2 separate regions of the Homo sapiens genome follow, and region 1 is linked to region 2. Evidence: chromatin loops called from intact Hi-C (ENCODE). Cell type or tissue: prostate gland. All regions are shown on one strand. Each heading gives the region's core, and the rest is flanking DNA. Links, peaks and the distances in the headings are about the cores only.

Evidence for each region. Peaks named below come from ENCODE experiments on the same cell type or tissue, not always from the same donor. Only the 100,000 strongest peaks of a DNase experiment are listed, where the experiment ranks them.
Region 1: a loop joins it to region 2, with 5 times the contacts of the local background. A loop is called at or near these places in 8 of 110 quality-filtered maps.

Annotation. Positions count from the first base shown.
Region 1 is chr4:9,759,900-9,767,422 of GRCh38, reverse strand. No RefSeq gene overlaps it. Among named protein-coding and RNA genes, the nearest start is that of DRD5, 18 kb to the left of the region's middle. RefSeq lists a silencer at 2,145-2,194. In prostate gland, for the core only: CTCF peaks have their summits at 2,078 and 4,165 (motif pointing left); DNase peaks (open chromatin) are centred at 2,132 and 4,152.
Region 2 is chr4:10,154,481-10,162,003 of GRCh38, reverse strand. No RefSeq gene overlaps it. Among named protein-coding and RNA genes, the nearest start is that of WDR1, 41 kb to the right of the region's middle. In prostate gland, for the core only: CTCF peaks have their summits at 1,537 (motif pointing left) and 4,060 (motif pointing left); DNase peaks (open chromatin) are centred at 3,233, 3,643 and 4,033; H3K27ac peaks cover 312 bases.

The sequences.
Region 1 (7,523 bases), core at 1,710-6,709, 400 kb after region 2:
GTTTCTAGGTTCTATGACCCATCTTGAGGAAGATAAATTCTGGTTTCTGTGACTCACTTTGGAGGATGAAGGCAAGCAGAAGAGAGGGTGTGAGGAGAAGGTTGGAAAGACCTGGCTTCTGAGTTCCTTCCAATGTCCTTCAGTTCAAAATACTCAGGCTGAGGCACCATGCTTTGGGGTGTCATGTTCTGAGCCCCAACAGCATAACGGCAGCATCAAGACAACCTTTGCAGCCCGGCTTGCATAATGGACAGACACTGGTGCAATCCATGGGGTTGGAAATGTGGAGGGATAACTGGCTGGTGATGCCGGGAGCCTTGAGTTCAGTGTTGGACACATTGAGTGTAAAGTGCCTTTGAGACACCCAAGTAGGCTGTTGGAAATAACCAGCCTGGAGCTGAGAGGTCAGGTTGAAAAGCAGTGTCCGGATGGCAGGTGGGCCCTTGGCCATGAATTAGACCACCAAGGAGAGCCAAGTGAGAAGTCAAGAGGACCTAGTAGGGCCCCTGAAAACTCCAAATGGCCAAGAATAGGCAAAGAGCTACAAACAATCCTGAGAGGGGGCCGAGGGCAGAGACACCTGGAGGGAATGTTCATCGAAGTCACACCCTTCCCCTGCATCCGCCCCTCACTCTGCAGATGGGAGCTCAAGAAGCCAAGGGGCTTGCTCTGTAACCAGGTCACCCGGCTTCATCCTGGGCAAACTGAGATCACAGTCCCCGACTCTCATTTGCCCTCTTCTCTGCTTTTGGGATTTTTTTTTTTCTTTTATACTCTTTTTTGTTTTTTTCTGGGTACATAGTAGGTGCATATATATGTGAGGTACATGAGATGTTTTGATACAGACATGCACTGTGAAATAAGCACATCATGGAGAATGGGGTGTCCATCCCTGAAGGATTTATCCTTTCTTTTTTTTTTTGAGACGGAGTCTAGCTCTGTCGCCCAGGCTGGAGTGCAATGGCATAATCTCTGCATCTCTGCTCACTGCAAGCTCCGCCCCCCGGGTTCATGACATTCTCCTGCCTCAGCCTCCCGAGCAGCATTTTTTGTATTTTCAGTACAGATGGGGTTTCACAGTGTTCACCAGGATGCTCTCGATCTCCTGACCTCATGATCCACCCGCCTCGGCCTCCCAAAGTGCTGGGATTACAGGCATGAGCCACCGCACCCAGCGCATTTATCCTTTCTAATACGAACAATCCAATTACACTCTTTTAGTTATTTGTAAATGTACTATTAAGTTATTATTGACTACAGTCATCCTGCTGTGTGATCAAACAGTACATCTTATTCATTCTTTCTAACATCATCCCCACCTGCCCTCAGCCCCCCACTCCTCTTCCCAGCCTCTGGTAACCACCCTTCTACTCTCTAGCTCCATGAGTTCAACTGTTTTGATTTTTAGATCCCACAAATCAGTGAGAACATGCAATGTGTGTCTTTCTGTGTCTGGCTTGTTTCACTTAACATAATGACCTCCCATTCCATCCATGCCATTTTCTGCTTTTGTACAAGGCACAAAAAGCAGGGCAATGGGACTCAATGGATTTTCCACGCTGCTCTAACACACTACTGCAAACCTGGTGGCTTCAAAGAATGCCGATGTATTCTCTCATAGTTCTGGAGGTCACAAATCCAAAACGAGTCTTCCTGGACTAAAATTGAAGTGTTGCTAGGGCCCTTGGTAGAAACCCTAGAGGAGAATCCATTCCTTGCCTCTTTGGTGGCTGCTGGCATTGTGAATTGTGGCCACATCACTCCAATCTCTGCCTCCACTGTCACATCACCTTCTCTTCTGTAGTCAAATCTCCTCAGCCTCCCTCTTCACTTATAAGGACATTTTGTGATTACATTGCGTATCCATACAGATAACCCATGATAGAATCCCCATTGCAAATCTTTGAAGTAATCTCATCCACAGAGTCTCTTCTGCCAACATCCCGTTCACTAGTTCTGGAGGTTAGGACATGGACATCTTTGGGGGTTATCATTCCCCCTTTCACAGGCTATTTGGGCTGTATACAAACCAGAGATCCGAGAATCATCTTGGCGGCCTCACTCTGTAAGCAGGGAAACGTCTGTCTGTGCTCAGCAGCAATCCCTGGAGGCAGAGACTGGAAATTACACCTGCAACCGTAGTAAGAGCTTGCCATGGGCTGGCATGGGTGCCATACCTGGAGCTGTACATGCATCCCCCACGATTCTCTCAGTGGCCCTTTGAGGTCGCTCTCTTACTGCCACCAAGGTGCAGGGTGGTGAAGGCAACTCAGAGCAGAGACCTGGCCTCGAAGCCTCGTCTCCCTGGAGAATGACCAATCATCAAGAATCTGTGAACACAAGCACGAGAGGCAATCTGAGCCCTTCCCCAAAGCCTCACTGTCCATTCACTCTGGCTGGAATCCTGCCCTACCTTCAGGGCCCAGCTTAGGGACAAGGAGCAACCACATCCTACCTCTGAGGACACAGCCCTCACGTATTTCTGCAATCCGTCTGCAGCTGATGGTCTGAATGAGCATCGTGTCATCATAGCACTTGTAAATTGTTGGAGGGGCTCCTCCACACTGAGGGAATGTGCTTGTTCAGGGAAGGGCACACTCCCCCATTTCTCCCCGAACCACACTTCTGCCATGGGACCCTGCGGACACAAGGGCCCTCCCCTTGCCCTGTTGCTTCATGTGGCTTAGTCTTGCTTAACAAACGTGCTAGGTGTGGAGGCTGAGGCCTGCGTGTAGTGTTGAGGGCAAGCAGGGACCACCTGGAAATGCTGAAAGCATTCTGTTAAAGTGGTGCCTTCCCATCATGATTGCTAGGCCCATGATGAGAAGAAATTGCAGGAAAGCACAACCTGGACCATAGAAAGGACAGATCAGTGGGTGGGGCTTTATGTGCTTATCCCTCCCACCACCCTGCTGCAGACCCCGCCCACACTCAAGCTTAGCCCCTGTGGCTTAGAACCCAAGGGCACTTCTGAGCTGAGGCCGACTTCAGGGAATACTAGTTAGGACAGGTCAGCTGCAAGTAACAAACAAACAAACAAAATACACAGGAAACTCTGACCCTCAGGGCCAAATCCAGCCCACCACCTATTTTTATAAATAAAGTTTTATTGGACCATAGGTGTACCCATTCATTTACACATTGTCTATGGTTGTTTTTAGGGTCGTAGTGTCCACAGAGATCTCATGGCACACCCAGAGCCTAAAATGTTTTCCACGTGGCCCTTTATGGAAAAAGTTCACCCACCCCTGGCTTGAACAATGACAACATTGAATTATCTGCCATCACAAGAACTCCAGAGGAAGGCGGCTCCAGGGGCACACGGAGGCTCAGCAACATCCTTGAGGCCCCAGGCTCCTGTTCCCTCCTCGGCAGGTGGGCCTTTCTTCTCGGGCTGGTTGCTTCATGGTCACAAGCCGGCTGCCACAGTTCCAGGCTTGACTGCCTCTCACAAGCACATTCAAGCCATGAGGAAGGGCAGGCTCCCTCCTCACCTCTTCTTATTTAGGGATCAAAATCCTTCCAGGGTGGCGCAACAGAGTCCCCTTACCTCTCAGTGTTTAGACCAGGGGTCTGTAAGCATTTCCTATAAAGGAACAGATAGTATTTTAGGTTGGTCGGGTCGTGTATGATCCCTGCAGCATATTCTCTCTCTCTCTGTGTGTGTGTGTGTGTGTGTGTGTGTGTGTGTGTGTGTGTGTGAGAGAGAGAGAGAGAGAGAGAGAGATGACCCTTTCAAAATGTACACTCCATTCTTCTCATGAGCCATAGTTTGTCAATGCCTGGTCTGGCACTCTTCACATGCCCACTCCGTGCCCATCTCCAGCAAAGGGTAGCGGACTTACCCTTGATATCAAAGGTCCTTGGCTTAGACCAATCACCCAAAACTGATGTTTCAGAGATGCCTGCCGGAGGAGTGTGGGCAGCTGTTACTGATGTCAGAAAAACAGTTTGAGTGCCACTTCATTCTCCGGCAGGAAGGAGTGATTGGCTGCTGGTCCTCCCCTGTCCGAGGAGGAAGATAGAATCCACCCACCAAGCTGTGGAGAGGTGGACCCCACAGATTCCCTTGCAAGCCACATCTGAGAGTGAGCAGAGGGAAGAAACTCAAGCGTTTGGAGTCCTCTTTCTCAACAACCAGGCTTAAAGCGCCATCTTGTGTCTTGAAGGGGAAAGGAGGTCAGGACGTGTGTGCTAGAAGCAGGCAGAGGATCTTCACCAAAGTCTCAAAAACTAAAGAAGGAAACATGGCGATCCTCAGGGCCTGCAGAGGCCCCGGCCCTTCCCATGCCCTACAATAGTCTGGTCTCATTTACTTCTTGTACTAGCAGGGCAGTTGCTGCCAAGGCCCTCAAACAGGAGGGCCATACTTTAGTTACCTCATCTAGTTGTTTAGAGAGGTAGGCCGGTGGCCTCAGCCAGGGCCCCACAGTTTGGGTGAAAAGTCCAGCTGCCATCTTTTCTCTCTCTGACACATAAAATAGAAAAGGCTTTGTCAGATCGGGTAGCCCCAGGGCTGGGGCTGCCAGAAGTTTTTCCTTTAACTCAGGAAAGACTTGCTGTTGTTGGGATCCCCATTCCAAAGGTTCCCGGACCCCGCCCACTTTGGGACCTCATACAAAGGCTTGGCTAATACTTCAAAGTTTGGGATCCACTGTCTACAAAACCCCACAACTCCTAAGAATTCTCTCACCTGCTTTCTGCCCTTAGGCTCCGGTAGATTGCAAATGACCTGCTTTCTTTCTGATCCTGGGCTGCCTTCCGTCCCCTGTCAGATAGTAAATCCCAAGTAAGGTACCTGCTGTCGGCAGATCTGAGCTTTCTTCTTGGACACCTTCTACCCACAGTCCTCCAGGTGCCGGTGTAGGGCATCTGTTCCCTTGGCACACCCGACTGCCGTGGGGTGTCCCAGCAGAAGGTCATCAACCTACTGGAGCAACACGCAGCCTAGGTCTCTGCTGGGAAACTTCTGGAGGTCTCGAGCCAATGCCTCCCCAAAGATGGTGGGGGGAGTTCTTGAACCCTTGGGGAAGCCCGGTCCAAGTGTACTGAGTAGTGACACCTGACTCCGGATCTTCCCACTGAAAGGCAAACAGCTTCTGCCTCTCGGGGGCTAATCTGATAGGAAAGAAAGCATCTTTCAGGTCAAAGCAGGTGAACCAGCTGTCCTCAGCTGGCAGCAACCCCAACAATGTGGACGGGTTAGGTACTGTTGGAGGGAAAGTCAGTGTAGCTTGATGAAGCAAGCGCAAATCCTGTACCGGCCGGTAGTCCTTGGTCCGTGGCTTGGGAACAGGCAGGAGGGGAGTGTTCCACGCAGACTGACAAGGAACAATAATTCCAAAAGTTCTTAGGTGCTTGAGACGGACCTGGATACCTTGAAGGGCTTCTCTGGGGACCGGGTCCTGTTTTTGCCTAACCGGCTGGGCCCCAGTCTTAACTGGCCAATCCCGGAGGGTTGTCTTCCGCCCGTACTCTTGGCCACCGCTTAGCCAGAGCTGGTCTTCTCTCTTGGCCTGGCTCAGTTCAGAAAAGTCTCCATTCCTCCTCTCGGGGACCATAAGGGTCATAATGACTCCCGTTCTGGGTAACTTTGGCAGCAAAGAGCCGTGCTCTGTCAAAGAGATAGTGGCTCTCAGCTTGCTGAGCAAGTCCCTTCCCATAAAGGGCAAGGGACAGTCAGGCATGTACCAAAACTGATGAATGACTTTATGTCCTCCTACAGTACGAGTCCGAGGCAAGCAGAAAGCTTGCTTTGCTGAAACCCCCATGGCTCCGATGATGTCAATCATCTTTTTGGATAAGGGGGCAACCGGGGCAGTTACTAGCGAATGTTCAGCACCTCTATTTACAAGAAAATCAATGTCTCTACCCCGGACTGTCATTCTGACCAGAGGCTCTTGGGGACGCTTGAGCCTGGTCTCCCTCAGTCCAAGAACCCTTCTGCCAGGTTGAGCAGGGCCCCTTCCTCCTCGTCCGGGGCCTCCTGCTCTGAGTCACCTTGTTTTCTTTTGAGCTGAGGGCACTTGTTCTTCCACCGTCTTATTTCTTTACTATAAACACACTGGGTACGCTGCAAACTCTGACAGCCAAGCTGAGTTTCTTTCCCGGGGCCCCCCTTCCCTTGCCTCTTTGGGGGTCCCCTCTGATTGCTGCAGCTAACAACCAGGTCGGTGTTTCTCCAGGCCTGACCTCCATTCTCTTTGCCGTTTTCCTTAGGGCTTGCTGCATCCCTGTTTACAAACACCTGGCTAGCTATTTCTAGTAATTGTGGTGGATTCATCCCTGCAAGCCCAGCCTCTTTCTGCAGTTTTCTTCTCATGTCTTCTGCATTTTGACGGACTAAAACCATGTGAATCATGCACTGATTTCAGGGCTATCGGGATCAGAGGGAGTATACATACGATAGGCCTCATGCAGTCTCTTGTAGAATTGTGCTGCACTTTCTTCTTTTCCCTGAATGACCTCAGAGAGCTTGCTAACGTTTGTGGCCTTCTGAGCTCCCCTCATTAATCCTTCCAAGAGAGCTTCCCTGTCTCGGTTTAGCCTTTGCATATCCTCTGTTTCATGTGGGTCCAACTGGGGGTCGGTTCCTGGTAAATGGGTCCTTCCATACTCTTGGGGGTTTTGCTAATCAGCTGGTGCATGTTCCTCTAGCCACTTAGTTGCTGCTTGCAGGACTCTCCGCCTTTCTTTGCTGTTAAAGAGGAACATGAGCAACTGGTGCCAATCAGCCCAGGTGTGGTTGTGGGTCTGGATAATAGTTTGGAGCAAATCAATTAGAGCTTGTGGCTTTTTGGTATAGGGCGGTGTATTGTTTTTGCAGTTGAGAAGGTTGACGGAGGTGAAGGGCTGGTACCCAAAAACGCCTCTCCACCACGTGACCATCCTCATCTATCCCTGTATACCGCTGCTCTCTCAGGGGCGTTTGTATCCCCGTTTTGGGTCGTAAACGAGCTGCCGAGGGAGGGGTGGAATGTGACTTACCGAAATTAATAATCTCAATTATTAATTGACACTAATAATGATCAATATTAATAACTGATCATATAATTTTTAAAATCAATACTGATAATAATGATAATTAATATTAATAGTTATACTAACGATAACAATAAATGATTAGTATTAATGATTAATGATGCCTGATATTAATAACTGATGTTGATCTTATTCATTAGAAAACAGTAATATTAGCTCCTAATAATTAATATTAATATTAATAATTAATAGCAATATCACTATTAATAATAAAAAAGATATCAGTAATTAATGTTACTTCAATCAATCATAAGTGATGTTGGTAATAAAACAATAATTAATATGAATATTAATAACTAATATTAAAAGTGTCATTAGTATTAAAATTAATTTTAATCATGCATAATCATACCTTGAAAATAATCATTAATGATTAATAACGTTATACTATTAATTAACATTCCCATTCATAATTATTAATAAGACTGATCTTTAATAATTCATAATATTATTACTGCTAATACCGCAGGGGGTGTATACCT
Region 2 (7,523 bases), core at 1,218-6,217:
TACCAGCAGTTTCAAGAGACAGTTTGCTGCCAGGAAACAACCTATGACAAGCACAATGCACTCCAGTTGCAGTACCTACTTTAAACCAACAACTGTTCTCTGATGCTTCTCCCTTATTACCCACAATGACCCCGGATAGTGAGTTTAGAAGGCATTTACTTCCCAAACGTAGGTCCAAAGCAGACCTAGACAGTGTAGCTCCAGATACTTCCAGAGGACCCAACTACACTGCCAGGTCATGTTTGGCTCCTTTTGCCGGAAGGTGAGCAGGAACTGCTGCTACACTGGGCCATTTCTTGGTGCCCCCAATGCCTGATGGGTCAGGAGTAGCTAGGCCATTACAGCAAACATTGCCTGATAAGGACAGGCCAGCAGGGGCTCAGACATTAGGTGGTTGTTTGGTCACCTTTGAAACAAGCAACTTTGACAAGTATTGGCCAAGTGTGAGGGACTCTGAGGACTGACATTAGGAAAACAGATAATCTTATGGTCCTTCCAGACCAACTGCAGCTGCAGTTTAGGATTTGAAAATCATAGCTGCCCATCAACTGACAACCATGCCAACCTGTCAGCCATTTCATCAGACTTGCTGTCCAGCTGCGGAGTGTGGTTACCCAAGGGCTCCAAGCTCTTTGCTGTTATTCTTGGGATGGCCCCAAGCCAAACTGAGTCGAGCCATTTCTACCTCATGTGGAATTCCTGAGTGAATCCTGCTCTCGTGCTCCCTACTGGACTGGCAGGACTGGCTGATTCACATTATGATCTGACAGCTTCCCTCTTCATTCTAGGTCTTTTGCATTTCTAGTTCTCTCAGCATCTACTTCCTGGACAACTGAACAACAAAGCCACCATTAAGCATCAGTAGCAGTAAATGTAACATGGTGCAAGGAGGCGGAGAGAAAGATTTGGGACCGCCGCCTCTGTAGCCCAGCTAGAAATTTTCATCTCCTGGTGAGAGGTAAGCACACTGGCACAAGGATGGGGAAGACACACTGACAGAATGTAGCCTCACTTTCTTGTGCTGAGCACAGGTCCTGTGCACACCTGTCCATCCACTTCTGAGTCAGTAGGCTCCTTTTTCCAAGTTTGAGTCTCGGACAGTGAGTCTGGTTTCCCAAGGAGTAAGAGCAAGAGGCAGAAAGCCAACTTGTGTCTCCACACGTCAGAGAAGCAGCTCAGAATTCTTTAAACAAGTAGGATAACTTTGCTATGTGTAGGTATTGTCACTAGGCCACACACATGAGCATGTGGTGATTAGCAGTCAAGCCCAACAACCCTGTGGGCCTGTCAGCCTCAGTCAGGATCTGAACACAAGATCTCTGAAGATAATCCCAATGAAGAAAGATGGGGAAGAGGAAGTGGAAAACCAAAGCATAAGTTTATGAAGAATCAACTAAGAATATTTCAGTCATTTAATACTTCAGTCATTTGCAGAGAACCCTTACCCCGATTTTACAACCAAAAAAAAAGTGGCCAGCGAAGTCTCTTGTCCTACGTAACAAACAACTGGTTTCAAAACAAGAGCCATACTACCACCTAGAGGCACATACGATCTACACTGCCAAGAAACCATGATCCCTCTGCCCAAGTCACCTATTTTTAATCCAGAAAAAACAGGTGGAATCTCCCACTGATGACACCGAGCAGAACTCTCGTGCCCAGGAAGTTCTACTGGGTGGAGCTGGCCACTCTTCTGTAGTAATACAGGGGAATCCCAGCAAATAAGATGGCCCAAATAACTGTAGCCCCATGGGTTAAAGAGGATACCAAGCTGGGATTTGGGATATTCAGGTGACAGAGTGGCCTTTCTAGATGTAATGTTTCCTTATCCTTCTGCATGTCAGTATTCTCAAGCCTGAGATGCAAGAAAGCCAGCATGCAAGGCCCTTCCCTCTTGCACTGTGTTCATGGTGTGCAGGTAAAGAGGCAGCAGGAGCAACAAAAGGGCTTCTCTCACCATTTCAAGGACAGCAGAATGGGGATGTCATCCCTAGCAGCCTCAATTACCAGCAGAAGCTAGTCTTTCAGGAACAGGTTCTAATGTATGAGTCACAAGGATTGAGGGAAACAGGTACCTTCACTTCAGTTCCAGCATCATGGCCAGTGTTTCCCAAGTAATGGAGAGTTCTTATGCTCTCAACTGTGGCATATACCTTTTGCAATAGTGATCTCATCTCCACAAGTGCCCCCTGGGCAAGATATGCAGCAGCAAGCAGCTGCAGAGCAACCCAGGTCTCAAGTCCAGCAGCTTTGGGATGAGAAGTCTGCAAAAGTGTTTACTCCTGGGGCCAGGAATGCAATTCTATGAAATGGTGCTGGGCTTCTGGGAGCACTATCCCACAGGTCATCCCACAGCCATCCACATGAAGCTGGAGAAAAAGGACTCTGCAGAGCTTGCATGTAACAATGCTGACCTCAGGAAGACTGTGAGCTACTGATCTCTTCTGATAGGGCAGTGATGTCCCAAGAAGGCTCAGCTAGAGCACACGGCACAACACAAGCACCAAAGCAACAAGAACAACTCCCAAGTGTCAGCCATTACCAAATCCCAAGTAATCTGTGCTTCAGAAGACAGAGGTTCTGGCACAGTCCTTGCCTCAGACATTGTCTCCTCCTCAGCAGATATAACTAATACAAGAATATGAAGGACCCCACTGCTCAGCCTTTGTATGAAGGCGTCTCTAAGGCAGCTACTACAAAGTCATCTCCACGGACCAGGACAGCAGCCATATATCCTTTCAGAGAAAGCCCCACCAGACCTTGATGGAAGGGCACCCCAACATCTGCCTGGCCTGCATACACTTAGGGCATAGTCACCTGACGCTTCTCCATTGAAAATAGGAGATGTCAAGGGAGATGCAGCCCCAGCTGTTGCCCTGTCAAGAGCCCCAGGAGGCCTCTGTGCTGGAGCAGGTGTGCAACCCCCACCACCTTTGCTGAGAGCTGCCTGGGACTAGTGTTTTGAACGAGTCACCTGTGGACATGGACCCACAGAATCTGAGGGGACCCACAGAATCTGAGGGGACCCACAAAGGAGCAGCTGAATGGCATGGTTGACCTGAGTTTTTGAAAAAAGCCCCAACTTTGAGACAATTTTCATGATTTTGGGCTTTAGGATGTGGAATCATTTCTCAAAGTATTGTGGAGAGTTCTGTCGTTTCGAGCAGGTCCTGCTAGTGCTGCCATACATAGCTCATCAGGCCAGCCTACATAACTAGGAAACACCGCTCACACAGCAGTGCCAGCCTTCTAGGTGAGCAACACTTCCTGAAGGGCAGAGTTGCCTAGGAGGTGCTTTTATGTAAAAGCATGTCCATCATGGTTTGTGTTCTTTCCACTTTACTTGACAATAGTTAATGTAGTTACGAAATGTTATAATTTAAGCAATACAGTTACCAAGTAAAAACGGTCTTTTATTCTTGTTCTCAGTCCTGAAGACTATAAACTCTTTGTATAAATTATGTTGTAAGGAGTTTAAGTCTGTTGGATGTTTTTCAAGTTTACATTCTAACCAATGTCATGTGATACTAGTCTACAGAACAAAGCAGGCTTTGTACGTATTTCCACGGCAAAAAATAGTTCATAAGCCAAGCTGATTGTGTTCATGTTTTCCGTGAAAATTACTGCAAACAAACTTGGTACCTGGGATCACGTGATTGTAACATGGGATGCTCGCCTAACACTGAGAACATTTGCCTGCTTAGCACGGTGCCCGGCCTGGTGGGTGGGGGTGGGGGTGGGGGTGGGGGTGGGGGTGGGGGTGGGGTGCGCAGAGCAGCCTCTAAGCACTGAGCTCAGACTCCTGCCAGGCAGGAGAACCTGGGCTCTCCTGCTCATCCATGGCTGCCTCCCCAGGCAGGAATTGTCCACATTTCAGAAGCCATTTGTTCAGGGGGATGGCATTAGTTCACACAGGATCCAGACGAATCTAATGAAAATGATAAGAGTAACAAGAACTCCTCCCCCAGTGTATTCCTCAAATCCGTCCAGGAGTTCCAAGAGCCATCAGCTTGTTTCCATTCTGGCCCTTGGCTGAGGGTCCTTAAGCACCACCTGGTGGCCATGAGGCATCACAACAGACAATGAAATGGTAAGTTCTTAGGAACTTAGCATTCTGACATCACCCCACCCAACAAAGATCATGTGCCCTAGCAACAATGGAACTTTATTATTTAGAAGTCACCCCTTCTCCTAGGAAAGGAAAAAGATATATCACCCATGCTCAAAGAAAATGAGCCAAACTTGAGTTTAGGAGATGGCAGCCACACACAGCAGGCTGTCTTGTAAGGGGCACAGCAGCAACCCCAGGCCACAGAGGGCAGAGCCTCCAGGACCCATCACTGGAGATGACTGCCTGGGCAGACTCACTTCACCGTTAGAGAAGTGTGGCCTTCCCTGGTGGCTCTAGGTTCACAGTACACAGAATTACCTGCTTTGAGGCAACGCTTCTCTTACCAAGTAGTGACTTAAGAAACAAGATGTATGTAATACTAGTGCCTGGGAAGGAAAAACCACCAAGTATGGAAGAGATCAGTTATGACAGCAGACAGCCTCTTTCACAAAGTACACTGAAGGATTCCCGGGTCACTGCCTAGGATGGCTCCTCCGGCTGCATTCCAAGGTAAAGTATTCCCATCAGATCCCTTTATCCCTAGAGTCCTCAAGGCCACCTCCAGGAACCCAAGGCTTCTAGTCCTTTTCCCAGGAAGCCAGGCTGGCTCCTTTGTCTACAAGCATGATCACAGCAGCCCCAGGAGCCATTTCTAGAACAGGTCAAGTGCTGACTGCCAGTGATCAGACACTGTACCTGAAAGCTGAACCCCCCTCTTCCTGTCATGGAGTTTGCTTCTTCCCTGGTCTCCCCCCTGCATCGACTTTCATCCAATGCACCTGCTGCTGGCTCAGTCCTCCTGGGGCCACATGTAGCTCCTAAGGATTAAGACATATCAAACTCCAAGTTGGAAATGCTAAGAAACAGTTGTCCAGATCAGGCTCCCCTTGTCATGCAACAACAGGATAGAGTGGTTTCTGTAGTTCAGTCCCCTTCCTTTAGGGATTAGAAATAAAAGATGGGAAATGAGGCAGAGCAGCATTCACTTTCCATTCCAAGGTGTCTTGACAAGCAGAGATGGTCTTGTTGGAAAGCCCATAAGCTCTTCAGTTGGGAGAAAGCCGACAGTTAATGTTTTCTGAGAATGACTTTCATTGTATTTAAGACACTAAAACGTACTCAATAACAGCATAGTCAAGTAACAAGCGAGTTCAGGTGATGACTCCTATCTACTTCCACCTGGAACAGATGAGACATTTGTCTAATAGAAAACATCACATCTTCTATAGTCTTCATTGCACATTTAAGTCAAAGGATTTTGTACAAGTTTAGTCTTTCCTCACAATTCACCATGCAAGTTCAGAAAAGCAGAACTGATGTGTCAAAGGATGTTAGGAAAACCCTGGTTGGCCCGTAAGTTGCTTTTGTAGTCCCACCCAGCCAACCATCCTTAAGAGGGGAATCACACAGCCCAGCCTCAGCACAATCAGCACTCCACTGCAGAATTCTAGGGATCAGGCTGGAGCCCAGCGGCGGGCACTGGAAGAAAGTTAGAGTCCTACGGGCCCCGCCCCCACCCCACCCATGACTGCTTCTCCCTCTGGGAGGGCAAGAGATTCAGCCCCTTCTTCAGTCTCCCTGCCAACAGATTCATCTCCCCTGGGCTCTGCAGCATGAAGACTGTCAGCCCATTCTCTCCAGTCCAAAGGCTGCTCTTGAGGGATCATTCTACAGGAGCAGATTCCCATCAGAAGGGATTTCATCCTAGGGAATGCACTAAACACCAAATCCTTGGAGATGCTCTGGTCCTCCAGGAAGTACGTGCCCAGAAGTGATGTCCCCAGAAGTGATGAGGGCACCCTATAGTCCTAGGGAGGAAGGGGTAGATGAGCAGGCCATAGGAACCTTCCCTTTTCCGCAGGGCCACTTCTTATGGGCCCACTCTGCCTTCAGATGAGCACATGGAGCTTCTAATTCCCAGGGTGGCCCAGGGAAAGCAGACCTGTTTTTAGAAGGCTCCTAAGTTTAGGACATCCTGCCTCTATTAGCAGCTGCCCACAATGACTATCAAGTTATCTTGGTCAGAAATACTTCAATGGCTTCCACAGCCCTTTCTGGGTCCTCTTCTCACCAGGGAAGATAAAGCTTGGGACCACTATCCAAAACCTCCCAGTTTCCCCCGAAACATTGCCACCCAGGGAGGTTAGGATGTCAAGGACAGGGTTTCATCTGCGAAGATTATGGAATATGCCCCTCCTTCCCGATAACTAAGCAAGGAAGGTACGCCTTCAGCAGCTAGTCCATCATGCCTCCCAAAAAGTGGGAGGAAAGCACTCAAGCCTAACTTCTGAAAGGTGGGATGAAAAACTATTCTGTTGGTTCTGAACAGTCAGTTCCCTCTGAGGATGTCTGGATGAGGGAGAAGCGGAGGGGAGTGGTCAGACCTCAGCAGACCACTTTCATGTTCCAGGCCCCAGAACACCACGAGGAAGAGGGGAGAAAAGCTCTTGATGCTAAGTCCTCTTTCAACCCCAGCAGATGAAGGAACAAAGGAGATGGAGGAGGAGCACCACTCACTGAATCCTGCCAGTGAGGGACAGAACAATCCGACATTCCTCAGTCATTTAAGACACTAAAGCAGCGTGTTATGTACCACAAAATCCAAGTCTAAATCTAGAACAGCCTGTGGGACTGAAGCCTCCATCTCCAGTTCCTTAGTGAGCTTATTCTTAAGTGCATACAAAAGCCTCACTTTCCTCCACTGCATGTGCAATGTGCTACTCAATTCATCTCAAAACCCTTCAGGCCATTGAAGGGTATTTTGTATATCCCCCCTACCTTCCAGTCACTCCTGTGGAGAACAGAGTAGCCAAGGGGTCATGAAGCAGCATCCTCTGCTCAGAAGCCTGCAGGGGGAAAGCTCACTGCTACATGATTGAGATCTCACCAGTGCTTCATGCTGAGCCACAGGTCAAGACAAAATGTGTTATGCCACATTGTTCATCTGTAGGAGAAAACATGGATGTTTGTTCGTAGGAATGAGCTGTTCCTTAGGACAGACATGACAAGGCATACCAGCCTTCATTCTATCTCCGCTAAATGGGGTTTTCCTGCTCTTTGAAGAAAGCCCCCCTAGTTCTTAGAGATGACCAGTTGATAGCATTCTGATACCTGAAGTCAAGCAGTTGTCAGGGTAGCCCTTATGGTACTTGATCAGGAGCCAGGATAAAACAGCTAGAGCATCCAGGCACTCTCGTGTTAATGTAAAGGCCCATTCAGTTTAAGAGGAATGATTTCCCTATTTCATCAAGGCACTTTCTGGAAGAATGTGTCCCCCACAAGGTCAAATTCTGAGTGGGAGTATGACAAAATGTCAAGTCCTGGATTTAAACAGACTGGAGACGTCCACTGTAGCAACTGCACTGGCATCTCCCACTGACCCGTATCTTCTGATGACTATAAAAACATGGGA